2 separate regions of the Mus musculus genome follow, and region 2 is linked to region 1. A link is a loop called in an ENCODE intact Hi-C map of the cell type or tissue named here. Cell type or tissue: heart. All regions are shown on one strand. Links, peaks and the distances in the headings refer to the core of each region. The heading gives the core; the rest is flanking DNA.

The links. Peaks named below come from ENCODE experiments on the same cell type or tissue, not always from the same donor. Only the 100,000 strongest peaks of a DNase experiment are listed, where the experiment ranks them.
Region 2: a loop joins it to region 1, with 2.5 times the contacts of the local background. A loop is called at or near these places in 1 of 42 quality-filtered maps.

What each region holds. Positions count from the first base shown.
Region 1 is chr2:144,543,452-144,558,671 of GRCm38, forward strand. Rbbp9 (retinoblastoma binding protein 9, serine hydrolase) reads right to left here and starts at 7,408. Exons shown (of 5, transcript NM_015754.2): 1 at 7,229-7,408; 2 at 5,653-5,695; 3 at 4,543-4,648; 4 at 923-1,008; 5 at 1-558. The coding sequence starts at 7,327. The coding sequence ends at 332. It overlaps Sec23b (SEC23 homolog B, COPII coat complex component), which reads left to right and starts at 12,778. Exons shown (of 20, transcript NM_001252544.1): 1 at 12,778-12,873. It overlaps Gm34292 (a long non-coding RNA gene), which reads right to left and starts at 13,184. Exons shown (of 1, transcript XR_003953925.1): 1 at 10,924-13,184. In heart, for the core only: no CTCF peak of the experiment used is centred there; a DNase peak (open chromatin) is centred at 7,320; H3K4me3 peaks cover 1,187 bases; H3K27ac peaks cover 875 bases.
Region 2 is chr2:144,452,395-144,467,614 of GRCm38, forward strand. It overlaps the pseudogene Zfp133-ps and the pseudogene Gm38402. Among named protein-coding and RNA genes, the nearest start is that of Gm46768, 40 kb to the left of the region's middle. In heart, for the core only: no CTCF peak of the experiment used is centred there; a DNase peak (open chromatin) is centred at 6,897; H3K4me3 peaks cover 1,317 bases; H3K27ac peaks cover 1,084 bases; H3K27me3 peaks cover 319 bases.

The sequences.
Region 1 (15,220 bases), core at 5,275-9,274:
CCTTCCCTTCCTGATCCCCTGCTTTCTCTGAAGTAATTACAGGGACACACCACCATGACCGTCAAGTCCTGGATTCTTCTCTCTCTCTGCATCAACAGGATAGGTAAACAAACTCTGTGTCCCTTATCAAACAGGAAACCTACTGCTATAGTTAGTAGCTTTTCAGGAAGATTTAAGTTCTGTGGGAACTGAAAGTGCTGGTAACTTGGTGTGAGTGTTCAAACGGGTTTGTTCAGGCGCTTCTGCAGCTTAACTGTCTAGTGCTGGTGAGAAGAGTTGCTGTTATTATTCTCCTCCACCCTGGCTTGTTAGAGAGCAGGAGCCATCCTGACTATTCTGGTCCTTTCAGCATAGACTTCACCACACTAATCAGTTCATGGAACTCTGTGTTCTGAAAGTGACCACGGTCAGTGAATTTGTACAATTTGGCGTCCAGCCTATCTGCTACTTCTTGTTGTTCCTTCCAGGGAAGGAAGGGGTCATCAGTAGAGCCAAACTGTACAATGTGAGGGCAGTTGGCCTTGATCTTCTCCCACTGCCAGGGGCGGCTGAAGTACCCTGTAGGAGGGGGAAGAGCCTATCAATGTGCGTGAATTGACAACATCTGAAAATAGCACAGAGGGATGTAAAGGACCAGAGACCTGAGTTCAGAGGTGTCCTTTGGTTTTGGTCTCTGTAGGGCTTAATATCATACTGACTTAACAAAGACAAAGTAAAAGGGTGAAATAAAACCAGGCCCTGGGATTTATTCTAGACTTTGGGTTGGAAAAGAGATGTCCCTCACATCCAAAAGTAAGTCAAAAAAATCTCCCATTTGCTCTTTATATTTTTAGGGTTGAGAGAGAATAACGATTCTGTAACTTGAACAGTCTGTCCTGTGTTTAGGGAGGGGCTTTTCTAGGGGCTTGTCCTAAAGACTTACCACTTGCACGCTCATTTTCATCTCCCAAGTCTGATGTGTATGCAGACACCAATACGAGAGCATATACCTGATGTGTCTCTGCATACCTGGAATGAGACAGACAGTGTCAATCATACATGGTGTTATTAAATCTGAAAAACAGTAACACACCTGATACAAGTTCACAGAAAGGTATTTAGTGTATGCTTCTGAGATAAACACGAAAAACATCAAGAGAATTTCACAACCACTGTCTCTGACATGTGCATTTATCCACCGTTTTATGAGTTAGCATCACTTGGGTGGTCACCATGCTGATTCAGACTTCTGGGCTCAGCCTTAGGGCATGTGGTTGAGCGTAATGGGACTAAGGCCCAGGAGCCTGCGTTTTAAGGCATGCAGTCTCTAACCCATTTGACTAATGCAAATAATCTGTGAACTGTAATTTAAGAAAAGCTGGACAAGGGTGGAAAAATACTTGTACAGTCCGTTGCAGAGGCATTCTCATCTGTGTTGTAGTACATTTGGCTCCACTCCCAGACAAACTGGCCCCTTAAGGGCAGGAGTTAGAACAGCACCCTACACGTAGAGCACCAGCTCATTATCTGCAGATGCCCTTGCTCAGCCAAGAGTAGGCTGAGGAATGATGCGAGACCTTTGAGGAAGTTTTTGTGCTATGAAATGTTTAGGGCTAGAATTCCATTCTTGAAGATAAACCTTTCCGCTGGGGACAGCATTAACCTTAGCCCTGGACAATGGCTGTATAGATTCCATTTGTGCATGACTGCTTTTCAGTTTGCCTTGGTGTGAATAATTATTCTAGTATTATACCTGATTTTCCTATTTCTTCTTCTGCTCTGGTGAATTCTGTGAAACTAGTTGTTCCTTGATGTAATGATTAAACAATTACAAATTGAGGTATGGGGCACAGCACAGTCCTAATGGCCTAGGTGCATGCTGTGTGCTCTCATCTTGGAAACAATGTAATAACTGCACAATAGTAATTCCAGATTAATGTTTAACCTGCAAAGAAAGTTTAAAGAAATTATTAGAAAGTGAAATAGAGCCAACATCAGGACCCGGAGAAATGAAAAAACTATTGAATTTATGAAGTAAATTTTGCACAATATTTGAGAGGATCTCCTAGATAAGCAAGTATAGAATACATAAAACTATATACTAGTAAAACTAAGCCAAAAACACTGGGACTCTTAGGAGAGTCACTGTGTGCAATGTGCAGAAGCAGAAAACTAGCAGAACTGCTGAGCTAAGGGTTAACCTGACTCTTCTGGCCACTGCCTGGCAGCTTTGCCCATGTCGTTTATCATTAGAGCTTCCCAGGAAAATGCAAGTAGCTGACCTTGGAGCTCTGAGCTCTAAAGTACAATAAGTCAAAAGTTAAAGTTTAAATAATGATTAAGTTTGCAATTATTATTTTGGCCACAGGCCTGGGGATAGGGGAAGCTTGAAACTGGGGAACAATTGTAATTCTTGATTCTTTGTGGCATGTGGTTATTCTTTTGAATTTGATTTAGCAATGATTATACAATGTCTTTTTTTTTCTACCTGCTTTTGGGGTATCAAAAAAAGACTGGGGCAAGAAAAAGGCGAGAGAGTGAGTGGAGGGTGAGTGAGGTACGCATGAGGTGTGTGGGAGGTGAGTGGAAAGTGAGTAGAGTGTGGGGAGAAGAGTGTGTGTGTGTGTGTGAGAGAGAGAGAGAGAGAGAGAGAAGAATGAGTGAAGAGAATGTGAGGTATGTGTGGAGTGTGAGGAGAGTGTATGAAGAGCGCGTGTGTGAGTGAAAGGGGAACGCACAGAGGTGTGTAGGAGTGTAGGAGTTTGAGAAAAGCAGAGAACACAGGAGAATGCAGAGTGCGAGCAGCCTCAAGCTTCGAGCAAGAGAGCAGAGAGAGCGTGCAACTTTAAGCCTTGAAAAATTGCCTATCAGTTTGTACCCCAAAATTTGTCTGTGTGTTTATTATGCGCCTTCTAGATAGTCCTGCTTCCAGTTGAGAACTCCAATCCGGTGTTGAGGCTGGACCCCGACACCTTTCCCCCAGCTGGTTACTCAGAAATATCAAATCCACAGAAGACAAGAGAAGTACCCAGATTCATTAAGGCTACCGCACTTTATACTTATCTTAGCGTGTGTCTCCTATGAATAACCTTAGCGATGTTATCACACCAAAACCAGTTAGTGCTGCCTGTTCTCCCTAAACTGAACTAGTTTTCTCACAGTAGGACCAAGATTAAACATTTTCCCCAAGATAGCATTGCCATCACTTCAGAGACATGTGTTCCTTTGTCCGATATCAATGATACTAAGTTTGATTGCTTGTTAAGGTGTTTCTAGCACTTTCTATTGAAAAGGCTCAATATCTCTTAATAATGAAGTCAGCTAGCATGCCCCTTATGACTATATAGTTTCCTATTTCTTCATACCCTTACACACTGATAGTTCAGGATTTTTTTTTTTTGTCTCTCTTAACTTTAGGAGTCCATTCTTAGGAAGTTGCTGACAGTCCTAATGAATTCAGAAGACTTACATAAAACTATTACAGCTTTACCAATAGCTGGTTAACAAGGAAGAAACGGACAGATCATGTTTCCACTTCTGAGGTCAGCACTGGTCCCCCGCACACTTGTAAACATCCCTTTTGCGATCACTGCACCATTATTTTCTGGATGTGTACTCAAACACGTTATCCCCATCCCCTTGACTGGTGTAGCTAAAAGGTTATAAAATTTGGCAAGATTCCATGACAAACAATTCACATGGTATCTTGAGTGACTGCTTGGAACAGCCTTTGTTACCAGGATAAGAATTGAGGAAAAAAACTCAATCTTAAACAGCTGGTGGCTAATTCCTTACTCAAGAGGCTAATGGGGAAAGCGAGAGATTCTGATAGAAGCCTTACTTAAGGGTGTACATGTGAATCCCAAGGACTAGGGGGTTATGGGTGGGCAGGGAGAGCAACCTCTACTCTTCAAGAGGTATTTGTTGGGCATATCAGGCTCTGTCCTAGGCACTGTGATGCCTTGTCAGTGGGCAAAGTCCCATCTTCGTGGAGCTTCCAATCTGTTACTAGGAACAGAGAGGAGATCAATGTGTGTCGGATGATAAAATGCTGTGGGTATACAAACAAAAACCCCCCCCAAAATGCTGTAGATAATAAAATATAAAGGAGACGGGACCCAGTAGGGCAAGGCTGCTCTTATATGGACAGAGCTCATCCAGAAAAGGGGACATTCAAGCAGAGGGACAAGGAGAGAGAGCAGGCAGCTCGTAAGATGATGTTCCTCCTAGAAGGCTGAGCAGGATGCGGCAGGTGTGCACTGAGAAGAGTCCAGGAGCTACAATGACATCACTGTGCCTTGCTAGGAGGAGAGAAGAGGGGAGGGGAGATATCAGAGTCGAGATTGGGGCCACAGAAGCTTTTAAAGGATTACTGCACCTGGTCAAAGGAGCCAGTTCCTTTCAATCCCTTAACAAACAAGGAAGACATTAGGGCAGATCATGTTACCACTCTTGAGGTTAGCAGCGGTTCCTTCCTCTGCAATGGAAACTTAAGAAACACAGCTATTTCCCAGGCAAGCATGTCTGCATTGCACACAGGGTGGCAAGTCAACAGGACCATACCTCATGGCTGCGATGGCCCCGGAACTGTGGCCTATGATGATGGTCTTCTCGTCACAGTGCAGCTCTGTCTCCATGAAGGGCAGCCAGATGCTCTCTCGCGCTGTAACTGTGGTCGGGGTAAAAATAGAGTCTGGTACCTGGGGCAGCCTGTAAGTCTGATGCTGTCCTAGCCTCTCTAAGTTAACAGCTCACAGCTTTTAAATGGAGGCTAAGTAAAAGTGGCTATGTTAGCAGATTCTGTCCTGTGGTTTAGTAGAGTTCTGCTCTCCGCCCCTCCCTTGTACACCTACCATGTTCTTAAAAAACAAAAATACATTACAACTGAAGTGAAGTCTCCCTCCTACCCATTTTTCTTTTGTGAGATAGAGCCTCCTCATTGTGCAGCATAAGCTAGGCAGAAATTTACCGTGTAGCCCAAACCAGAATCCTCTTGCCTTGAGCCCGCGAGTGTCAGGATTAAAGGCATATACCATCATCACTGGCCTCAATGCTGATATTTTAATGTGAAAATTTAAACTTGGCAAACAAATACCCCAGCTGGAGGTACAGCTCAGGGGCTGAGAACTCGCATAGGATGTGTGAGATCCTGGGTTCAGTCCCAGCACCGAGAAAACAAAATGCACAAAAACCACTTGACAACATTCCAAAACCCATATATGAATTCTATGACTTCTTTCCTGAACCAAGTCATGGACGGACTCCTCTCCCCAAAAAGGGCGATCTTATAATTTTAAATACACAGGAACTCTACGAGATACTGTGAGGCTTTATTTTACCTGTTTCACACAGAACACCTAAATCTTGCCTGAAGATGTCTATGGACATTTAAACATGGAAAATACAGTTGCTAGCTTACAAAGTTAAAAGTTAAATTTTACCATTTCCTGGATGCTTTTCTTGTTACTGAAATCGTCTGTGTGTGTGTGTGTGTGTGTGTGTGTGTGTGTGTAGGCTTAGACCCGCCACCTCGAGCTCCCTGCTTTATTTGTTCTTAGCGTTTATTTATTTTGTCCTTTTTCTATGATATTTCTGCTTCCAAGCCCCACCCTGCAAATGGTGAGCTCAAAACCTAACAGATGAGGCTTTTCAAAAAACAAATTTCAGACTTACTTGGGTCAGGCATGTTTTTAGCCAAACACTGGAAACCAGGAATCTGTGACGTAAGGGAGAAGAAAAAGCTATAATAAAGAGCTTAAAAATGTGACATCTGATATGACCTCGCTTAGCTCAGTAAATATTTGCTAATATTATGATGTGAAATAGATTAAGTAGTGTTACAGGGCTTCAGATGAATATACAGTCACATATGATAGTTTTCTATCCAGTTTTGTAGAAGTCCTCAGAGACTGGTTCCTGCACTTGCAATCTGTGCTTATCTCCAAGTCATGTACCTATAGAGAAGACCTAAGTGAACGTGCTAGGGACAGAATGACCTGAGCTGAACACTGTTCCACAGAAAGATGGTCAAAAAGAACAGAGACACCACTGAGGAAGTTGGGCATCCCATCCCACTGGCCATTTTCAGCTTGACCCAAGAGTTGGTAGCTTTGTCCATAACTTTCAGTCACAACCCTGAAGTTTTATTCCAAACAGAATCTTTTCTCCTGAAATTCTATTCTAGAGGCCAAAGCAGGAAACCAATTTCTGGGATATAGAAGAGGGTTTTGTTTTATTAAAAGTTAAGCACAGGCTGGGCAGTGGTGGCGCATGCCTTTAATCCCAGCACTTGGGAGGCAGAGGCAGGCGGATTTCTGAGTTCGAGGCCAGCCTGGTCTACAGAGTGAGTTCCAGGACAGTCAGGGCTACACAGAGAAACCCTGTCTCGAAGAACAAAAACAACAACAACAACAAATAAGTTTTAGGCACAGGACCACCTAAGGTGCAATTATATATTTTATACACACACACACACACACACACACACACACACACACACACACACATTCATTCTATAAAGTTCACAAAGAAACCACATTAAACAATCCGTTGTTTAATGATTATAATCATGGTTGTAAAAAATACTTTTAAGTTTTAAAAGGTGTAGCAAAAAGGCCAGACAAGCAGCCCAGCTGGCCAAGGCATTTGAAGTACAAGCCCAGTGACCTGAGTTCGATTCCCAGAACCTGTGTAAAGGTAAGAAAGAACTAATTCCAAAAATGTCTTCTGACCTCCAGATGTGCCCCTGCACACAATAATTTAAAAAGAAGCAAAATAAACTTCAGAATGTCATAAGGGTGGGGGGACAGGGAGCAGACGGATTATTCAGAAGATACGGGCAATGTTCTTATTTGTCCTGAGAGTGTAGCTCAATTGTACAGGACACACAAAGACACCTTGGGTTGGACAGCACAGGAAAAAAAAAATCTCAGTTTGGTAGTTTATTGTATACTATACAATCCGTTGTTTATATTAAATATCACATAGTGAACTAAAAACAAAGAAATGAATATAAACATAAAATTATCTGGAAAGTCTGGAATCTAAACTGGCAGCCGATGGGGGTGCGGAGGGGGCATTCTCTCTAGTTGTAAAACAGGTTTTCCTTTTAGTGCCAAAACCTGCGCCTTCTGCTTTTTGAGCTGTTCGCTAGGTAGTATACGGACCACATCTGCGAGCCTCGCCTTTCGTTCCCTCTCTCTTCACTCCGAGCCAAGCTGGTTGAAGAGCAGGGGCTAGCATTCCTTACCTGCTCCAGCCCCTTTTTCACCCAGCCGTACCAGCCGTGGGTGGCCACATCCCCGCCTCCGTTCCCGGGAACAATCACTGCCTTGTTGGGGGACGCCATGAATGTAGACGTGGGAGACCCTTGCCCAGCTTGGACCAGCAGCTCTCAGACCAAGACTACATCCGGCCCAGAGCCTGCACTGCGGACTTCTGGGAATTGTAGTTCTTGGATACCTGCAGGCCTACGCATTTTCTGGCTAAAGCACAGGCAGCTAAACTCAAACCCTGTGAATTACCATCAAATATTAATTATCTTTGATTTACCCTTTTCCAGCGTTCTCATACTCCACATCCCTTATGTCCTGGCAACAGTGTGCTCATAATGTGTTATCTTTTTATTAGTTGTACCAATACTTCTTTAAGGAAGGTTTATTTTTTTCAAATGAACTTTCCTTAATTTGTTTAAGACAGTTTCATTACGTAGCCCCTTACTGGCCTGGAGCTGTCTATGTAAACCAGACTGGCCTAGAACTCACAAAGATCTGCCTGCTTTTGTCTCCTGAGTGCTGGCATTAAAGGAGTGTCACCACATTCAGTCAGTGTTGGGTGTCTTCTTTCCTTCATTTCCACATTACATTTGGGTTTTGCGACAAGATCTGTGAATTTGGAGCTCATTGGTTTAGCAAGAGTAGCTAGCCAGTGAGCTTCAGGGACCTCTCTGCTTCCCACTCCATGAATGCTGGACATGAGCTGTGTCTCCAGTGTCCTATGCTATCCACTACCACTGAAGCTCCACTTTCACGGGCTCATGCAACAACCTTTCAGGGCTTCTTGGCAAACAATACAACCGGGTCATATTTTGTTAGTGGTAGCAGCTTTCTAGAATCTGAGAGCAAGCCTCCATGTGCTCTCATTTTACCTATTTATTTATTTTTAAGTAAGGTCTCATTAGGTATGCTGGGCTGGTTTTGAACTCACAGACATCAACTTACCTTATATGCCAATGTGCCTAGCAAATCCCTCTTACTCATATTTGGCATGCTTGCAAGGACAACATCACATGAACAATTAACACCAAGTTCTGGTGCCACACGAATGCAGGCAGACCCTGGTGAGCCATGGTGCCATGTTCCAGCAGTAAACCCTTGAGAGGGGTGGAGGCATTCTCTCCTTTTAAACACATTTGTCCTTTTAGGAGTCGAAACCCTAATGGGTGGAGTCTGATCCTCCGGGCACATTTCTTACTGCCCCAGTGTGGAAGTTTTCCATTAATGGTGTCAATCTCTTTTTAATTAAAGCTGCTTTCTCCCTCTCTCCCTAATCTGCATCTTTTAACATTTTCGTGTTCTCATTCATCCTATACTGCATTTTTACTTCCTCCTGCTAAAAATCTATCATAAGCCACAATAAATGTGATAACAATAGCCATGCCTCAGCCTAGATGTAATGTCATACTCATTTGAAACTTCTTCATCCACACCTGGCCAAGGAACATGGGTTCCCAGTTCCATCGTTGAAGGCATGCAGAAGCCATGACATCCATGGCTCACCAGGGCCTGCCTGCATCTGAGTGGCAGCAGAACTTGGTATTAACTGTTCATGTGACATTGTGGACCGATAGATGGCCCCTATTGAATTTGGTTCAGTTGAGTTTTCGGGACACAGTGAGAACACAGCCATGAATGGTCTTTGCCAGACTCTCACACCAATGACCTCATTTCTCAGCAGTTTTTGCTCCCATCTGAAACGTCATAAGCAGACCTTTTGTTGTTCATGTTTCTATTGGCATTCCAACTTTCCAAAAGTCTCATTGGACGGTCCATTCATCTCTGCCTATAGCTCTCTAATCTCCAGCCTACAGCTTCATATTCTTTTAACATTGTCCCGTAAACAGTTCAGAAAGGCCCAGGAACTACACTGATCATGTTCCTCACGGAACCAACTCACTTCTCAGTACAATATTGTTCTGTGTAGACTTTTATTGTTGCTGTGAGAAAACGTCTGACAGAAAGCAACTTGGGGGATGAAGGGCGTACTTTAGCTCCCAGTTTAGAGAAACATAGTCTATCATAGTGGAAAGGCATGAGGGCTCACAGTTCAGAGTCTATATGCCGTGAAAGACATGGAGGCAGGATGGCTTAGTCTATAGTGTCAGCCACAGAGAAAGGGAAAACCAATACTCATCTGGCCACCTCCTTTCCTCACTTTATTCAGCCTGGACCCCCAACATAGGAGATGGTAGGTCTTCCTTCTTCAGTTAGGCCTGTTTAGAAATGCTATCTTAGGGCTGGCGAGATGGCTCAGTGGGTAAGAGCACTGACTGTTCTTCCAGAGGTCCTGAGTGTAAATCCCAGCAACCACATGGTGCTCACAACCACCCGTAATGAGATCTGATGCCCTCTTGTGGTGTGTCTGAAGTCAGCTTCGGTGTACTTACATATAATAATAAATAAATCTTAAAAAAAAAAAAAGAAATGCTATCTTAGATACATCCATAGTGGTGTTTCCTAGTTGGTTCTAAAATCCAGCTAAGTTGAGAATATTAACCATTACAATATGCTGGGAGTCTGTAAAACATTTTGAAATAGACAAGAGAAATTATATCTCATGGATTGACGGGCTTTTTATGAGATGTGCTGATGTCATCTGAGGGATGTGTACTTTCATACCTGGACTTTACAGCTTGGTAGAGACAGAGATTAACTTTAGAAAGTTGATGGGTACACACACACACAAAACTGATGCCCATAACAAGTCATATAATGCTGTGTGGTAGAGAATATAAGTTTTTATAAATGAGATTTTTCTTTCTTTCTTTTTTAAGATTTATTTATTTATTTATTATATGTAAGTATACTGTAGCTGTCTTCAGACACTCCAGAAGAGGGAGTCAGATCTCCTTACAGATGGTTGTGAGCCACCATGTGGTTGCTGGGATTTGAACTCAGGACCTTCAGAAGATCAATCGGGTGCTCTTACACACTGAGCCATCTCACCAGCCCAAGATTTTCTTAAAACCAATTTGAACATCTTTATTGGTTTCCTCATTAACAGGTGAGTTAAGTAAATTGTTTGGAATATCTTATTTGTATAATATTTCTTTTAAAAACTTTATTGTATCTATTATTATTTTTATTTGTGTGGAAGGTGCATGTGCTATGGCATGGGTGTTAGGATCAAAGGACAACTTTGTGGAAGTGTTTCTCTTCTTTAATAGCCATGTGGGTTCCAGGGATGGTCCTCAGGTCCACAGGCCTAGAGGCAAGCATCTTTATCTGCTGAGCCATCTAGCCATGCTCTACATGTTTTCACTAAGATTCCAGAGAGAACCTGGGTTCACATCACTGAAGAGCATGTTCCAGGCTGTTGAAGCTAAACTGTTTCCTTTCCCTTGGGTCCTAGAAGGTGGACGCTAAGTAGAGGGCACTGCCCCTCTAGCTTTCTTTCTAATGATTTTCAGTTCTTCTTTCTGGTTTACTCATGGCTGGTTAGTTTACTCTCCTCCCACTGATAGTAACAACCACCAGAAATTTTGTTTTACCAGCCATTTGGTAATCTCTTTAAGGGAACTAAAATTTACAGAGATAACCTCCTAAGTAAGAAATGGCAGCAAATCTAGTTTATAGTGCTCTCCGTCTCGGTCATTTATAAGACTGCCACACCAAAGGGGAAGAACAGTGCCTTCTTTTATAGTGCACCAAACTTTAATCTTTCTGATTTTTTTTTTTTTTTTTTTTTTGGACCTGGGGCTGAGACTGTAGAACTAAAGCTGTATGTTCTTTATATGTCAGTGTGTCTGCCTGGCTAGAATGAAAACGAAAAGACTTACATCTGTTTCTGTGAGAGAACAGGATATCTTGCTACCCGCGTTGAGTCACAATAAGTTAAATTATTATATTTCTCCAATTAAAAGATCTGTGTTACAGAAACAAGTACTTTGTTTGTTTTGTTTTTCGTGACAAGGTTTCTCTGTGTAGCCCTGGCTGTCCTGGAATTAACTCTGTAGACTAGGCTGGCCTGGAACTCACAGACATCTCCTTGACTCTGCCTCCTGAGTGCTTCGATTAAAGGCATGCACCACTATTGCCCTGCAAGTATTCTCTTATATAAATAAAATACTTCTAAATTCCCCCAAGTAAGGACATTCAATCTTGTATATTTTGAACATGCAATTAAAAAAAAATCCTCTCTACAGAAATTACTAGTGTAGAAATAATCCAGGTCCAAAAATTGAAAGGGAAATATTTGACAAATAAAATCATATTAGTGTTTGTTATTTAAAAAGCGACTTCTTTTTTTCAGCGTTAGATATAACGAACATGTATATTTTATTTTACATTTTACCTTAGGAAGAGATAACTGCATTTCCCAAACATAATTTAAGGTTTTAAACATGCCATCATTAACATTGTTATGTTTATGATGATGAGAAAATGTAAATTTATTTTAAAGATTGTAATGCAAACAGTAATATTTTATAGTACCACCTATTTAAACTTAAGTCCCTATGATTTATAGACGTCAAAAAGTTTGATTTAGCCGGGTGTGATGGCGTGTGCTTTTAAATTGAGGAGGCATAGGAAGATAGAAGAAAGCAGGGCTTCCTGAGTTCCAGGCCAGCCAAACCTACAGCTAGGCTCTGTCTTAAAGAAAAGTTTGCATTAGTAGGAAACTGGGTTATTTAATGGGTACTCTTTGAATAACATGTCTTAGCATAACTGTAAGATTTTAGTTGGCGGGATGAAGGGTTGGTTGAGTGGCTATGTGTATACTGCTGGAGTTCAGTTCCTAGCACCCGTGTTAGAGGATACACAATAGATTCTTCTGGCCGCTGCAGGCACTACACACTCGCTGAATTTGCTGCTATTTATTTATTTATTTATTTTTGCCACTTGTAAGAAAGTGTAAAAATGACTGCGGCGGTCACAGAAAAAGCTGTGTTACCCATCAAAACGGACTCTGATAGTTTCCTTAAGTGTCTGAATAAGACCATCCCCAATTACTCACTTCCTTGCTGGGGAATGGCAGGAGGATGTTCACCAGAAACAGTTTTTATTGAGCACAGAAACCACAGCAGCAACGAGAAGGGAAAGTTTTGTACCGCGAAGAGAGGACCCGCACCCGCACTTGCTGAGCTCAAAAAGATCACCAACTAGCGGCCGAGACTCTCTGTCCCCTCCTAGCCCCTTCCCGCAGGCTGAGGGCCTCTCCGGACAACTCCGGGCTACGCGTCCCTCTTCTCGCTTCCCGGTAGCTAGGCGATGAGAGGGACTTCCCCCTGAGGCAAACAGACGTCATGTTGTGTCAGGGCGGTCCCCTGAGGAGTGCTGGATGCATTTGGATGACGGTTCCGCAGGCGCCGAGGTTCTGTGAAGGAGAAAAATTTCAGGATATATTCAAGAAAGTATGTATCCTGAGGAATTCTACATTCTAAAGTTTGTTGGGTGAGAAACCACAGCCTTGCCCTATTCAAAGATGGAGGCGCAGCTTTTCTGACTGTTTCACTTTCTCGGGTCAGCCAGAGAAGCGCTCTCTGATTGGCTAGAGCATGGCGCCGCGAAATGACGTTTCGGAGCGGTGACCAATCGACTGTGAGCTGAGGTGGACTTGGCGGTGGAAGCCGGAGTTGAGCTCTGGTGTCCGTGGGGCGCGGAAGGTTCAGTCCCGGTGAGTGGCTCCGGACAGGTGAGCGGCTGGCTCTGCAATGGTGAAGGGGCGCATAGGAGGAGGGCCGAAGCCAGACAGGCCGAGGCAAGGTGGGCTTGCTTATGGGAAGAATCAGAGAGAGTTGATGACCCAGAAGCCGGCTCAGAGTGACTCGTCCGCGCCGTGCCTGAGAGCCGACGGCCGGTTTCTGACTCCTTAGCCCTCGGAATTGGGGTGTTGGTGGTGGTGACTCGAACATCCGGAAGGACCGAATCCCCATGAAAACCTTGAGTTTTGCTTTGTGATAAGTGAAACCAGAAACCAGATCTTCAGTACAGGATTAGGTATTTAACTGTGTCTACAGATGGTTACTAAGTCCTGGAAAGTTATGTCCTGGAGAGCTTAGAGGGGCTAAGATATTTTATTGGATGCCTTTCTTTTATCCACTCACTCATTCATTCATTCTCTCTTCATTCACTCAGTCATTCATCCATTCGGCTATTTACCTCTTCAGATACCCTTACTCGTTGAGAGTTTGATAGGAGCATTTTTCTCAGCACATAGAATTTAATAAAAATACATAGAACGTCAGAGGATTCATGAATTCACTGAAAGCCTCTGTGGATTACGTGTTTAGGATTAAGAAGCTGGTTTAGAATAAATCGAGGAAAGGAGGCAGTGGGAAATAGGAGCAGGTGTTAATATGTTGATACTCGGGGACTTATACATTTACGTAAAGAACTTTATAGAGGGGTTACCATTATTTAATGGGGTTTGCTGAAGTAACTGCTGGAAATGGCGATGTTAGAATGTGCTGTGACTTATTTACTACCCCCCACCCCCACCCCCGCTCCCAGGCGCCTAAGTGCTTTCTGTGTAGTTAGGGTTTTATCTTCTTGTATTTGCCAGAACTAACAAGTAGATGTGTTAAGAGTTTCAGTTGGAACAGACATTTGGGACTTTGTTGTATAGAGTCTGTATGGTAGAATAATTAATTTGCTTTTCTGGGTATGTAAAATTGTCCTCACCCAAATTATTTGCAGGATATATCTATATATCTATATCTATCCCTATGTAACCCAGGAGGCTTTGTACTCTCTTGATTCTGCCTCAGCCTCCCAAATATGGAAATTACAAGAATATGCTTCCATTCTCATTTCACAGGTTTAGTCGTCGTCTTCTTCTTCTTCTTCTTCTTCTTCTTCTTCTTCTTCTTCTTCTTCTTCTTCTTCAGTTCAGTTTTCTGGCTTTCCTTTTTTTAACAGTCTACTTGCTTAAACATGTCATTTGCATGTGTGTGCACCTGTCAAGCCACTCATAGGCAACTTTTGTGATCTTAGGTCTTTCCTTCCATCTTTTTGTGGGATCTGAGGCTCTAACTCAGGCTGTCAGACTTGCGTGGCAAGCACTTTACCCCCTGGACCAGTTCATTTTGCTTTCCGGATTGGCTTGCTCAGTTGACCTTCAGTCACTCATGTGTCAATGTATTTTCAATCACACGTAGGATGCATTTGCTTAACAACATTGGGCTATCCGAGTCTGAAAGCTTCGTCTGAAAGACTTAATTGTTAAAGAGTCTTTCAAGGATGATCATAAGCAAACATGGTGAGGAAGGAGAACATGGTGAGACTCAATACAAAAGCAAACTTCCTTTCATAGTTGTGGTATGCCCACTAGAAATGCTTCAGTGTCAAGCTGCTTCCTGTTAATAACCGGATTCTCAGGTCACCATACAGTTCTGTTCTCTACAGTTAGCAATGTGGTGGGGGTGGCGGGGGGACAAACAAAAATCAAGGTTTCTTGGCATGTGGCATTTCATACAGAATTTACTTTGATTGATAAAGAAAGGAAGGGAATCAGGAAAGTTGTTGGATCATGAAACAGAATTTGAGACTTACCTTTCGACACATAGTTGAAATTGGCTTGTCTCAGAACTGTAACTCAGTACTTGAGTGTTTGCCTAGCACGCACAGGGTCCTGCCTTTGACCCTTAGCATCACAAATAAATAATTACTCGTGATATCCAACTATACAAGTTAACAAATGTTCAAGGAGTTCAACCTCTAACCTTTTTGACTACTTTTTTCAAGTACTACAGAGATGGTTTGAGAAAGTAGCCTGATTATTTTTTTTTTATTTTTTATTTTTGGCCAACTTGACACAAGCCATGGTCATTTTAGAAGAGGGAACCTCAGTTGAATAAATGTCCCTATCAGATAGGCCTGTGGGGCATTTTCTTGATTGATGTATGAGGATCTAGCCCACTGTGGGTAGTGCTACCCTGAGGTAGGTGGTCCTGAATTGTATAAGAAAGCAGGCTGAGCATGTCTTTAGGAATGAGCCAGTACACAGTGTTCTTCCAGCCCCT
Region 2 (15,220 bases), core at 5,151-9,150, 91 kb before region 1:
AGTGTAGAAAATTACTGTGGGATTAAAGCTGTGGTTGCCCCATTGTTCTTCAGTAATATTTTTAATTATATAAATAATACAATTAAAAGTTTCCAGCAGGACATGGTGGCACACGCCTTTAATCCCAGCATTTGGGCAGAGGCAGGTGGATCTCTGAGTTTGAGGCCAGCCTGGTCCACAGAGTGAGTTTCAGAACATCCTGGGCTACATAGAGAAACCCTGTATCAAAAAAACAAAAACAAAACAAAAGTTTCTATTCACAGATATTTGAAAAATTGAAACGTCACCAGATTCCTCAGAGTCCTTGGCTACCCACAGCACCAGGGAAACGTTGGACAATTGAATCCTAATGGTTGAAGAATCAGCTTGCAGGAGAAAAAGCACTAAGCAAAGAAGTAATCACTGTGTGTAGGGCGACCCCTGCTGTTCAAAGTTCAGAAGCACGTAAGAGAACCACGTCAGGGACTATGTGGACTAGAGGTTCCCAACCTTCTTAATGCTGCGACCCTTTAATGCAGTTCCTTGTATTGTGGTGACCCCCAACCACGACTCTTTTCATTGCTGCTTCATAGTTGTAATTTTTCTATGGTTATGAATCATAATGTAAATATCTGTGTCTTCCAATGGTCTCAGGTGACCCCTGTGAAAGATCCTTTGACTCGATCAAAGGATCACCAAGGGAGAAACCTTGAATGGACGCTCTCAACTCAAAGCACAAAGAATCATGGTTCAGGGCCGAGAGATGGCTCAGTGGGTAAAGGCGCTTGCTGCCAAGTCTGATGACCTGATCTCAGTCCAAATGGTGGGAGGAGAGAACTTAACTCTTGCTAGTTGTCCTCCGACCCCCACACAACATAAACAAACAAATGTGTGAGTGTGAGGCAGGAGGGGAGAAAGAGAGGCTCTACTAGCTCAAAGTTACAGGTTATAGATGCAGAAACTGAGGCTCACAGGTGAACCCCAAGAGGTCAAATGCCCTGTCTGCGCTCACCCCGAAAGTTCAGCCTTGAAGAAGGAGGCGCTAGATTCTCTGATGTGGACTTTCCACTGAGGGAGATGGAACTCCTAATTCTAATCTCTTTTGCCTTTATAAAAATTAGCAAACATTTGTCATAACTTCACTATCTTTAAATCAGTGTCTTCAAAAAAATTTAAAGGTACATTTATTTATTTGTGTGTTTGGGAGTGGCTTACGAGGTTCAGAGGACAATTTTTGGGAGTCAGGTCTCTTTTACCATGCTGTCCAGTGAGTCAACTCAAGACATCAAGCTTGGCAGCAAGTGCCACTATGCAATGAGCCGTCCTGTCCCAATGTTCCTTTTTTGGCCCGAGTGCATGCGTGCGTGCGTGTGTGCGTGCGTGCGTGCGTGTGTGTGTGTGTGCCTGAGTGCATGTGAATGCTAAAGCTGGAGGTTGACACTGGGCATCTTCCTTCATCATTTCCACCCTGTGTACTGAGGCAAGGTCTCCCAGTCCTTGGGGCTGGCTGATCCAGCCAGTTCACTCTGCCAGTTCCATAGATCGCCTCTGTCTCTGTCTCCTGAGTGCTGGGATTACAGGTGGCCACCATGTCTTCGTGACTTTTATGTGGCTGCTCAGGATCTGAACTCAGATCTTTGTGTTTATGCAAGCACGTTTTCCAAGGAGCCATCTCCCTAGTCCTGAAAACACTTATTATTACAGAAAAATCATTATCAAAGATAACACCTCTCCTATTTAACTATATTCATCTCCTCTTGCCCCTGGCTATAATTTTGAAATGTGTGCTTAAGATAAAATGTGAGTTTAAATACGGGAAGAAAAATACTAAACTACCAAAAAGAATCCTGCTCTTTAAAATGCCATCAGAAAAGAAAAGAAAAAAAAAAAAACCAGAAATGTTTCATACAGGAGGCTAGGAGTGTGACAACTTCCCCCTAACTCCAGGCGGGAATGTACTAGAAAGTTGAAGATGTTGCAAAACACACCAGCAGGTCACTTGGGAAAGCAGAATTTGAGGTAGGCTGATAAAAAGCATCGTCAGCATTCTGGTTTCTGTTGTTGGTTGCTGTGCCCATGGAATAAGTTTTCATTTTTAGGAAGTCCTTGCTTGGTTCCTTTAGACACCTGTGGTACACACAACTTAGCCCTAAACACTTCAGAGAAAAGTATGGATGCATGTGTGCGGAGAGAAAGCAGGAGAAGCCTAGAAAGGGCTTGTCTACCCGTGTACATTGACAGGCTCCAGGGTAGACACTGGACAGTCCTTCGTCCCACTTTGCGGCTTACTTTGTTAAGCTTGAAATTACTTCCAAATAAATACTCTAAAGTAGATGGATGTAGCAGCCCTGAGTAGTCCCAGGTCTCAGAAAGCCGAGGCAAGAAGATCTCATATATAGTATGGGTCTGGGCTACATATTGACGTCCTATTTCAAAAGTGCAAATCCTATATTTTAAGGAATTGAAGGTTAAAAAAATTTTTTTAAAAAAAAATCACTCTCTCTTATTTTATGTGCATTGGTGTTCTACCTGCTTGTGTGTGTGAGGGTGTCAAATGCCCTGGAACTGGAGCTACAGACAGTTGTGAGCTCCCATGTGGGTACTGGGAATTGAATCTGGATCCTTTGGAAGAGCATCCAGTGCTCTTAACTACTAAGCCATCTCTCCAGCCCCCATTTTCTTCAAAGGGTTTCTCTATGTATCCCTGGCTGTCCTGGAACTTGCTCTGTAGACTAGGCTGGCCTTGAACTCAGAGAGATCTGTCTGCCTCTGTCTCCTGAATGCCAGGACTAAAGATGTATGCCACACTGCCTGGCTAAGGAACTAAAGTTTATTAAAAAATATTTTTCCAATTAAAAATAACCATTTTACAGTATAAAAATTGTCTCCGTGTTTGTGAATATGCATGTGTGTGCTGTGTGTGTGTGCCTGTGTGTGTACACGCATGTTTGTAGAGGCCAAAGGTATCTCACATTCCGGTGGAACTGCAAATGGTGGTGATCTGTCGGCTTTTGCTGCTGGTGATCAAATGTCAGTCCTCTGTAAGAACAGTGCTCACTTTTAACTGCTGAGGCATCTATCGAACCCTATATATTATTGTAAAAATTAACCAACCTCGTGACATACTTTTGAAGCAAACCATGCACTAGCAAAAAGAGCTCGTGAGACCACTTGGGAAAGGTGAGGCTGGAAGGTGAGCTCGGGGCTTAGGTAAAGTTTCTGTAAGTCCTACCTAACCTATTTATGCCTGTGTATTTATTTCTGTTATTTTCCCCCCAACTTGGGTTAAGGACTTTCATAAAAATTGTTTCCCATTAATAGAACCATTTAATGCAGTGAATTTGATATCAGAATTATGGCCTTTGTGAAAAGTATTCTTATGCTCTTATTATAAAGCAAAAGCTACTAGGACTTAAGAAAGGGTTGTGTTCACCTCACACAGAGCTGAAAAGGATTTCTGGAATGTTCGTGTTGTTCTATAAACCAGGAGACTGTTTTCATTAAGAATTGAAACCTGGCACTCTGGATCCATAGAATGGCTATGAGATTAGTTACAGAGGACTCTGTTTGGAGGTGAGAAAAAAATTTACTGAATTAGATCCCGCAAAACTCTGGCTTCCAGGGACTGTTCAGAGTTCCTGACTCTTAACAGATATAGCAGAAGGGGACACATTTGCTTAATTATTTGACAAGCAAGGACTGCTGTGACTGAAATAAGGGCCACTTGCTGTCCTTTCTTTGGGTTTTTCCTGAACAACAGTTTGAGCACGTACCAGCCAGCCAGCCTTCATTTCATGCTCCCTGTGGGTTCATTGTGCTTCTCACAGGAATTCTACACTTCTGTTGCTCATTCCAATCTTCTTTTGATGAAGAATCATTTGGGGTTTCAACTAATGAGTTGTTGCTGTTGTCGTGTGTGTTGTTAACAGCAGCAATTGGGAACAACGAGGAAAATAACAAAATGTATGTAGAGAATTCTGCAACTTCCTAGTCAACCAAACCAAGTCATGTAAAAGAAAATCCAACAGTTGAGTTTATGCTTCTGTGAGAACCTAATGGCTTGCTCTTGAACTAACTATTCAGAGGCAGTTATCCAAGTACAACAGGAAGTAACGACCTACATACACAGCCACTGCTCAGCCTATAAATGTCTTAATAGAATCCCTTTGTCCAGCAACTTGGCAGCCTGGGTCTCAAGAGCTTTTCTGTTCCAATTGCATGTGCCATGATTGCCACGTTTAGAGACATTGTTTCAAATGTATCCTGTGGAGATTCAGGGTACAGCTAATTGGCTAAGCATGGACATTTGTGGAAGGAATCTCTGTGTTCAGTCTATCACAAACAAAGCAAAACCTGTATCCTACTAAATTCATGCATTCAACACTAAGAAAGAAAGAAGGGCATAGAACCATGGAAACAGATACCCAGCCCCTGGGAAGTCTCCACTTCCATGGGCATCGACAGGAGATAATTAAATTATTTGATATCTCACCAAAAAGTGTAGGCACACTAAACCAATAATGGCAAAGCCCATTTCTCAGGGAAAAACTCCATCCTCTCTCCCAGGATGACATTGTGCCACGATTGTATTTGACATGGATACATCAAGTCAGAAGGGGTCAAAACAGAGTAAATTTCATACATCCTAAAAATGTATCTTATATAAATATAGCATAGCATATAATAAAGTGTGTCTCAGATATCAATAAGGCAAAGCACACTTCTGAGGCATGTGCAAGCAATTCCACCAGCATAAGGACACGCCAGCACAAGGACACGGACTGGTTGGGTATAAAGACTATAAATATGTCTACAATTTAGCACAATTATGTTAAAAGGTTTTACAAGAAGATAGAATACTGATAGCTGAAACATTCATGATGTATGTCCAAGCAGACATCAGTATGAATCACACACCATTACCATTTTTCAACCACTGACCCAGCTCCCTGCTTCTGCAGCCATGGTGTGCCTTCACACCACGATGATTCTAACCCTCTGGAGCCACAAACCAAAGCAGCTCGTTCTTCCTGAAGTTGCTGTTGGTCATGTTATTTTTTTTTATAACAGCAACAGAAAAGTAACGGTTATACCAGGCTTCGACTCTACTGTTTAAGCTGTATCTTTACCCACCCCACCCCTCAACTAACTTGATTTTTTGGTGAATCATGGCAATTGTAGCTATCTTTTTCTTTTGTAGAATACTCTACTGAAAGTACCCAGGGAAAGAATAACAAACCATTTAAGCCTAAATCATTTCAAGTTTCATATTCATCTATGGCCTTATTGATTCTCACAAACTATCTGTTATATAAGGACTTGTCTGAGCATCAAGATCATGAGAAGAATAAACAAAAATGTTGTGATTTAAAGCAGTGTCTGAGAAAGTAACCTGCCTCCATCTTAGGCTTGCAAGCCATCTGATAGGAAAAACTAACTAGGGTCATTCCTATTTATGACTAGATTTCTGTTTCTCAGAGTTGGGGCTATGCCCTGCTGGTAACCTGAACTTCAAGTGGTTCTGTACTGCCTGTTGTAGGAATCAGCAAAGATGCCTTTGTCTCAGCAGGTTGCTATGACCACCTGTTGTATGACGGGTTTGTCATGAATACCTTGTTATGACCACCATGCAACCATGTCTTTGCTTCAGAAGGTTGTTGTGACCAACTTTTTCTGCTTCTGTAACCCTGCCTACTTGCCTACAGGAAGTCCCCTATTCCTGAGCTATAAAAACCTTTATCTTTCTTATCTCCAATGCTGATCTTTTGAACCCTACTTTTATGGAAATACAGCCCATGTTCCTGAATTTAAAAAAAAGCTTGCATTAATTATTTTATTTTATTTTTTATTTTTTGCTTTGGCCATGATGATTTGTGTCAGTGGTCTTTCTCCTCAAATCTGTGGGATTATCATGTCCAGTTAGTTACAGACGGTTGTGAACTGGTGCTGGGATTCCAACTGAGGTCATCTGTTAGAGCAGCCAGTTCTCCAACATTATTCTTCCATACAGTTCCTTTCTGAGCAAGCACCCACAGCCTTCATGGTTTCTCAGTGAAATCCAGAGGCACGGTCATGAACTCAGTGAGAACCGCTATGCTGTGCACAGCTCTGCTCAATCTGATCCTGCACTTGTCCACAGCTCAGGATGACTGAGCTGGCTGTGCACCGCAGCTACTCATGGCTGATGCGGGAAGATCACGGCCAGCCTGAGGAGTACAGGGGATGACCACAAAAAAGCCCAGGTTTCTCTGGGGTGATGTGGCCATGTTGGCCCAATCTTAGGGTCTCAGTTTATTCTTCCCTGAGCTTTGGAGAGGAGTCAGTCAAGCTGGGACACACTCATCAACGTTTTTCAAAGCATCCAAAGACTTAGAGACTACAAGAATCCCAGGATGAAAAATTCCTGGGTTTGACAGCCCTTCAGTGTTAAGGTGCTTTTGGGCAACTTAGCGGTTCAAAAGAAAAAAGTAAAAGGAGAGCTGTGCCTGTAACTCATTCTCGGAGCTTTTGCCTAAAATATATATTGTACTGGCTTCAAACCCTTGCAGGCTCCCAGCCCAAGGCCCTGAAAATCCCCCAAAGTGCTGTTCATCCATTTAGTAACCAAGAAGCATCTATGGGTCGCCACTTCCGCCGGCCAGTGTGTTTGTGTTTGGAGGAGGAAAGGGGTGTCATTTGGCACCGGATGCGGAAATCTCTGCAGGGGTCACGGGGAGTGCAGCTCCTCGGGCAGTGGCAGGAGAGTTTATGTTTTAAATGTGTTTTATGAACGCGATTTTAGGAAGGAGAGGGCATCCAGATGCCGCAGCAACCACTCTCCATTTAAGCAAAGCAGGCGTCCCAGAAAGGGACTGATCAGAGGTCAACGGGAGCTACACGCCTTTCGAGCACAACTGGTGTCGCGGGGCATGCTGGGAAGCATGTTTCTTGTGCCTGGAGCCCTCTGGGTAGTGTAGTCCTGGTGCCTGCTGGGCACAGGGGTGGGAGGTGCTCCCCAGCTGGAGGCTGGAGCATCCCTTGTCCTTTGGTGAGTGCTACTGGAAGCTGGAAGTTGAGGGAACGCAGGTGCGGGTGTGTTTTCTTGTGAGATGGACACGCATCTCTGAGGGCGTTGTGTTAGCTTCAGCTGCGAACCCCAGGGATAGATGGATGCAAGGCTCGACCCTTCTGTGTTAGGGTTCTTGTGGGTGGGGACAGGTTCAGGATTGGTTGAAATCCCAGCATTGGTAGAGATCGCTCATAATATAAGTCCCCATGTAGGTGAGGCTTGAGTGAGGAAACTTTTAAGGTTTGATACTTACTAGGTGGCGGGGTGGGACTGCCTCTGGATTTTTGGGTGGTTTGGGGAGCTGATGGTCTTCGGGTACTACCACCCCCCAACTTTGCTGAGGTGTCCAGGTGTCTATATTGGCCTGATTTTAGGTACTCAGTTTAGTGCCCCCTTCTCCCAAGTTAGAGCCTTGGAGAGGAGGCAGTCAAACTAGGGCCCATTCCTCAAGGTGTTTTGTTTTGTTTTGTTTTTTGAAACCTGGTTTCTTTGTGTAGCCCCGACTCTCCTGAAATTTGCTCTGTAACAAGGCTGACCTTGAACTCAGAGATCCACCTGCTTCTGTCTCCCAAGTCCTGGGAGTAAAAGATGTGTGCCACCACCTCCCATGCTCAAGGTTTTCAAAGCATCCAAAGACTTAGGTGACTACAAGAAGTCTAGGATTTTAAATGGAATTTTAATGTCTTATTTTGGAGAAGTTCCAAACAGCCAGAAAGATAGGAAAATCCAAAGATCTACCACCCAGATTCAAGTTTGTCGCCATGTGACTAATCATGATTCATCTTAAAGCGGACACACTGGGAGTCCTTACAACCCCAAGGACTCTGGTCTTCACAGCCATGTTTTCCCAAGCTGTCACTTCATAGTTTTGTCACCTCAGCAGGGACCTGATCTCATTGTGTCTCTAGTCTCATGTGTAAAATGACAGTAGTATCTACTTTGAGTTGTTGGAAGAGTAGAATAAAACGTGCCTGCCAGGAACAGTCTCTAGAATGTTCTAAGAGTCCAGGAAGTATTGACTCTCATCACTACTGGCAGAGTGGACCATCTTACATCTCCCAGCACCTTTGGGCTCCTGACAGCCCAGTTTCAGGTGCCCTTCCCTTTTACGCCCTGAACCAGGAATATGTTTCCTTTGCTCTCTTTGGACATCTTGTATTTCATGGTGTCCCGATGCAGGTCAGAGCCCTAGCTGGTTCCTCTAGGACAGTTTTTGCAGGGTCTATTCAGGCAGGCTATACCTCCACTAATTTCCTGTGTTCTACCTCAGCCCTCATTTATCCTGCTCAGTCCCAGGGGTCATCAGGAGCCAGCCTCTGTCCATCCTCATTTACAGTTTGTCCTGCTGGAATAGTTTTAAGGAATTTTCAGTTACTTTCCTGGCACATAACTTCAGTAGACATCACACACACACAATTTTATTTTAAAAGACACACAACTTTAATGTGTACAATTTCGTCGTTACACCCAGCAACATGAGTAACTTGTTAATATGTTTTAATATTTAATCCATATGGACTCCTCCTCAGTTGTTTAAAGAAATCTGCTTTTCGCTGCTTTTCTCTCCAGCCATAACATCTGTGATTAAAGGCAGGTGAGAGAAGTACCTGGAATTCTGTGTGCTGGCTTTCTCTTTCTGCGTCCCTCCTCCTGTTTCCCTGAGCCTTGCTGTTCCATGCTTAACAACTCTAACTTCGATCTGCTGATGCAAGCTGGCTCTCCGCATTTGCCTTGCTTCCGTGGTCTTTGCAGACTCACTTTGCACTTGGTTGGCTGTGGCACTCTCTATTCCTACATGTGCTCTCTTAAATCGGTGAGTTAGAATCCTATCTTCTGTCCGTCTCTTGCCACTCTCACACTGTAGCAGGGGTCTTTCATGTCTACACACCAGGATACTTCCTTGTCAAGGATCTGACTTGATCCTGCTCTTCTCCGTATTTCTCTGGATAGTTCCCCTCCTGTGCTAATTCTTCAAAGGGGAGCAGGGCCCTGGCAACGCCCTTTTAGGTTCAGACGTAAGTCCTTGAGGTCATCCTTGATTCTTCCTTGTTTTTTACAAGCTGTCTATGGCAGCCGAGTCTGAAATCGAATGACCTGTAACCCCTGCTGCTTCCTCTGTGGTCTGTGTCACCATTGTCCGGGAATGATCATTGCTATCTCTTGTCCTCTTCTTTTATTCTCTTATGTTCCCCCCTCCCCTGATAGAAACCACAAGGATCTTTTCAGCCATAAATCAAATTATGGCATCCATTTACAAAACCCTTCCCCGTGGCTTCCCATCCTAATGAAAGTTAAAACGAGTATTGTATAAGGCTGGGTCTCCCTGCACCACATTTACATTTGGGCTTCATCTCTGTTGCTCCATCCTGACACTTGGCATCAGCTGCATCTGTTGTTCTTTACCTTGCCAGCCTGACTGTCTTGCATCAGGGTCTTTGTCCTGGCTCTCCTCTCGTCTGAGATGCTTACTCCTCACATCCTTCAGATTCTGTGACCTTATAGAGGTCTCTCTAATCACCCTAGTTAAAATTCCAGAGCCCCAGCCATGCTACTACTTTCCTTCAGTGCTTATTCATGTCTGTTAAAACGAAAATGTTTTTGTTAAAATGTTTTCTTCATTTATTCAGCTGTAGTCATTTAAGTATTACCAAGATGATATTCTCAATATCTTTGATGCTTTCGTGGGTTCACTTGAAGACTGGGGCCAGCAAGGACCCCTGGTCTCACCCTCTCCATATAGTATGTAGTACTTGACCATAACCCCAACCCCTGCTTCTGGAGAGTAGTTGGGACTTCATAGATGGTATCTTAGGATTCCCAAGAGTGAAAGCTGTCTAGCATTCTTCGGATGTAAGCTTGCCATACAGTGTTACTTGCACCACATTTATTAGTTAAGACAAAGGTAACCCCAAACCAATGTTTAAAGCTGCAATGATTTGAACAGCAGAAAACAAAATGATAATGTCATATTGTAACCCCAAAGATAAGGTAAGGACCCATCTGGACATAAATAAATAATTGAAGTCAATAAACAGGAAGATGGGACAGCTGTTCCTACAGAATTCTAATTAATGAATTTCTGATGGAAAAGGAAAGGAGAACATGTCATTTTGTAAATATCGTAATAATAACGGGTGTGGGTAGGCTTCGTGGATGTATGGTTAAATAGGTGAGTGGAGGTTTGAGGAGACACAGGTCACTGGTATAGTCTCCACAGATCCCTCAGCAGGGTGAATGATAGTGCTATTCACACCAGTGTGAATATAGTGTGAATGATAGTGCTATTCACACCAGTGTGAATATAGTGTGAATGATAGTGCTATTCACACCAGTGTGAATATAGTGTGAATGATAGTGCTATTCACACCAGTGTGAATATAGTGTGAATGATAGTGCTATTCACACAAGTGAACGCAGACCTGCACAAGTTACTGCTCTTCCTGCTTTGCAGATACATTCTGAGGAGCATGGTGGACCATGCTGTCTTTTTTGGAGGAGTCACTGTACTATTCTGTGGCTGGGCCATTTTATATTTCCTCCTGTAATGTGTAGTGGTCGAGTTTTCACGGGTGACTATTTACATGTCTTCCTGTTTGTAAGCAGAAATGACACGTTTTAGTGTTTTTGGGGTTCATCTCTCATCCCAGCTTGAGAAAATGCTTTTGTAAGCTTAAATATGTTTTTCATATTTGGTTGAAGAGGAAGGAGAGATGGTGTGTGTTTTGGTATTGTTTCATCTTTTTTGCTTTTCAAGAATCCGGATTTCCCTTGCTTGCTTGTTTTTCCCTTTACCTTGCTCTTTCCTTCCTAGAAGGGGATTTTACCCACAAGCCTTTTAGAGAAAGCTTGCTCAGCCTACACCCTCTCATTTCTGTTCTCCTTACTTAGATATACTTTCAAGAGACTGTCCTTCTTTGGGGGGCCGGGAAAGGTGGCTCCAGGGTTCCAGAGAGCCAAGGGAATGATTCCTGTCGTCCTGACGTCATAGGATGGACACGCCCTCTTCTCTTGTCCTGAGTAGCTTCCTGGTGCTTCTTGGAGTCCAGCTCCTGTCCTGTCTGAATGATGGCACTTGCAGGCCCCACTCAGTGTCCCTTTGTGCTTAGCCCAGGTATCTGTTATTTACTTAGTAATGAACAGTGCACCACACAGTTCTTCAGTATAAAACAGTGTCCACGTTCTTTTGTTCCTTTTCAAACCGTCTACTGGCTGAGTGTGACTTCACAGTAAATAACAGGAAGGACCAGGCATCTTTCTCCCCTTATAGACAATGATTGGATTGCTGGAATAGGCCAGGCTTACCTATTTTGAAAGACTTTTAGCTTCAGCCTACAGCTTCCATGGGAAGGCATGAATAACATGACAGGTCGTTTCAGCTGAAGAATAGGCGCTCTCTGTCCCCTTGCCCTCATGGCCAGCAGCCTTGTACCTGTTACCGAAACAGCTTGCACATAGCTGTCAGGAGCCACAGTGGACAATCCAGCTATCAAGGATCCACATACTTCTGCCTCCCAAGCGTTGGAGTAAAGGTGTGTGCCAGCTATGCATGGAAGGAGAAATTATTTCTTTTGGCTCACAGTTTCAATCTGCCGTGGTAATGGGGCCTGATAGATCACAGCAGCATGCGCCATGGCAGCCAGGGAGCAGAGAGAGGGAGGGAGGATAAGCATGTATGTGCTGACTTTTCCATCTCTTCCATCCAGGCCCAGCCTGTGGGGTGAGGCCACCCCCTTTCAAGGAAGGTCTTTCTTTCTCAGTGAATTTTCTGTGCACCCCCCCCCCCAGTCTCAGAGGCACTTTACTGATCTCCTAGGTGTTTCTCTACCCAATCAGCTTGGCAGTCAAAGTTCACTGTAGTAGAGGTTCATTTACCCAGCGTGGAGTAGAATCAGTGGATGCTTGTCTGAGTCTGTCGTCCTGCTAATCTCGAGTAACTGCTAACCCTCTGCACTGGCCCCTGAAGCTCCTCCCTCAGTCTTTGCCTTTGAGTCTCTTCCAGAGGCCACGTCAGAATCCCTTCTGAACCCTAACCTACAGCTTTCTTTTCTGGTGAGCAGGAATTCCATTTTCAAAACCAAAGCTCATCACCCAGCTAGAGCAAGGGACAGAGACAAGGCGAGAAGAGAGGAAACGTTCACAGGCTGCCGGTCAAGGTGAGTGACAAAGGCCTAGGCAAATGGGACACGGGGCTGTTAGTGGCCCAGGAGGCTGAAGAGAAACTGGAGTTCTCTTTCAGCCTCTGGCTGCCCATGCAGGCTGTCTTCACTCCGGGTGTCTCTTCTCTCTCTCTTTTAAAATCTATTTTTATTTAAATGAATATAAATGTGGAGAGTTGCGTATTGGTCTGGTTCACACATCTGTTAACTGTGGTGCTTTTTATTGTCTCAAGGCTATGGGGCTTATTTAGACGTAGCAGGAGATGCAAGATGTAGGGATGGGCTGGGGAGGACTGCACATGAAGAAAGTCTTGGTAAGGTAGTACTGAAGACAAGGTCACCATTAGGTTAGGTAGGACTGTTTGGGCTGTCCCTGCAAGGACTCTATCTATTCTTACTCACTCTTTCCTCTGCAGCACAGGCAAAGTTGGAACTCTGCCCTGGTCATGTGTGCCCTCCAGATCTCACCAATCTGAAATGCCCTGTGCAGCACATGCCAAGTGATCACTCCCCATTGATATTCACATGCTTGTGTGTGGAAAGTCAAGTTGACCGAGGGGACTTGAGTCAGGGGGTCCTGGAGAAGCAGCAGCAAGCCTCTGATAAGAAAGAGCTCCTGCAGAGATAAATCAGAAGGTAGAGAGAGAGAGAAAGTGCCAGGCCTTCATCTGAAAGGACAAAGAAAAGGAATTTGGGAGCCCTCTCTAGGCCACCCCAGAGGCAGCCAGTCAGCTCCCCTAATGGCATCAGATGGGTAGAGATGGAGGCCAGCCCAGCTCAAGCTGAGAGGATTAAAGAACCAGAGACTTTGCTGAAGCAAATAGAAATCATGGGATTTGGAATGGTTAACTGTGAAGAGTGTGGGCTGGGCTTCAGCAAAATGACAAATCTGCTTAGTCACCCGAGGATCCACTCAGGAGAGAAGCCGTATGTGTGTGGGGTGTGTGAGAAGGCCTTGAGTGGAAAGAAGAGCCTAGCCAGACATCAGAAGGTACACTCGGAGAAAAAAAAAATGTGTGCCAGGAGTGTGGGCAAGGTTTTAGCCGGAAGTCAACACTCATCATTCATGAGGGGACACACTCGGGTGGGCGAGAAGCCTTAGATGTGCAGGGAGTGTGGGCGTGGCTTTAATCAGAAGTCAAACCTCATCATCCATCAAAGGACACATTCAGGGGAGCAGCCTGACATGTGCAGGGAGTGTCGTAAAGGTTTTAGGCAGAAATTAGCTGTTGTTAAACACAAGAGGACACACTTAGAGGAGAAAAACCATTGTGTGCAGTGACTGTGGCCTTGGCTTCAGTGACAGATCAAACCTCATCTCCCACACCAAAGAACACACACTTAGGGGAAAAGCCTTACGTTTGCAAGCAGTGTGGGCAGTGCTTCAGGCAAAGGACAACCCTTGTCAACCACCAGAGGACGCGCTCAAAGGAGAAGCCTTATGTGTGTGGTGTATGTGGGCACATCTTTCGCCAGAATTCAACTCTCATCTCTCACAGGAGGATGCACACGGGGGAGAAACCATATGTGTGTGGGGTGTGTGGACGTGGCTTTAGTTTAAAATCCCGCCTCAGTAGACACCAGAACACTCACTCAGGGGAGAAGCCTGTTGGTGTGTAAGGACTGTGGTGGAGGGTTCAACCAGCCGTCCAATCTCATCAGACAAAAGAGGACACACTTTGGGGAGAAGCCCATGGTGTGTGAGGAATGTGGACGAGGCTTTAGCCAGAAGTCAAACTTCATTGCACACCAGAGGACACACTCAGGACAAAAGCCATATGTGTGCCGAGAGTGTGGGCGAGGCTTTAGTCACGAGGCTGGGCTCATCAGACACAAGAGGAAGCATTCAAGGGAGAGACGGTGTATGGGCAGGCAGTGTGGACTAGGCTTTAGTAATGAGGCAGCTTTGATGGCACATAAGCAGGTGTCCTTTGAAGAGAAGCTTTGTGTGCGCAGAGTGTGGCCAAGGCTTTCTCCAGAAGTCATGCTTCACCTTACATCAGATGACACCCAAGGGGGAGAAGATTTACACATGCAAGACCTGAGGCTTTAGGCAGACACAGAAAGATAGAATGTGCCCACCACAAACTGCCCCTCCAGCCTGACTCTGAAAGCCTATTTGGAGTGATCTTCTGACCCCTTATACTCTCTTTGAAAATGCAAACGGTGGGAAGGAGTCACTGGCAGAATTCTTATACTTCCACGAAATAGAAAAATGCACTTTGTAAGACCAGTGTACAGTAACTCTATCTACTTCCTTTCCAATCTCATGTTGGGTGGCCTTTTGTCTAGCAAACTTTGCTTCTTTACACATTTGCAACCTGACCTGTGATTCTCGTTTTTTTTTTTTTTTAGGAAATGGAACCCTTAGGTATCCTGAATTGACTGGTCACAAAAACTTACTGCTTGGAAGATAAGGGCATAGCTCCAAGACTCTTCAGGCCTTTGAAACATTAATTACCTGGCCCAGCGACCACACAAAGTGACTTCAGTGAACGCCAAAGCAATCACTAAATAACATTTTGATACCTGAGCCAGAGAATCTTGTTTTGACGTCTTTGTGGAGTGCAATTCAGATAGAAGTGTAGGGAAACCAACAGAAACACCCAGCTAGGCAGTCTGATTTTCTTTTTCATCCAGATTCACTCCAAAAGTTGTTTTTACACTAAATGTACACATCCAAGTTTTTTTTAAAAGGTGGCCCAGAAACACAATTAGGTCTTTCTCTTTTCTTTTTAACTTCATGTATTCGAATGTGTTTTGCCCAAGTGTATGCCCGTGTGTCACATGCATGCCTGGAGCCCTCTGAGGCCACCAGAGGGCACCAGGTAACTGGAACGGGAGTTATAGGTGGTTGGTTGTGAGCCACACTGGGTGTTGGGAATTGAACCCCGTTCTCTGTGACAGCAGTCATTGCACTTAACCTCAGGAGTAACTAACTGCCTTGGTCCCGGGATGGCAGTTCTTCATCCACATTTGCATACTAGGATTATCTGGCTGTAATAGCATACTATATTTCCTTCCCAAAATATTCTTG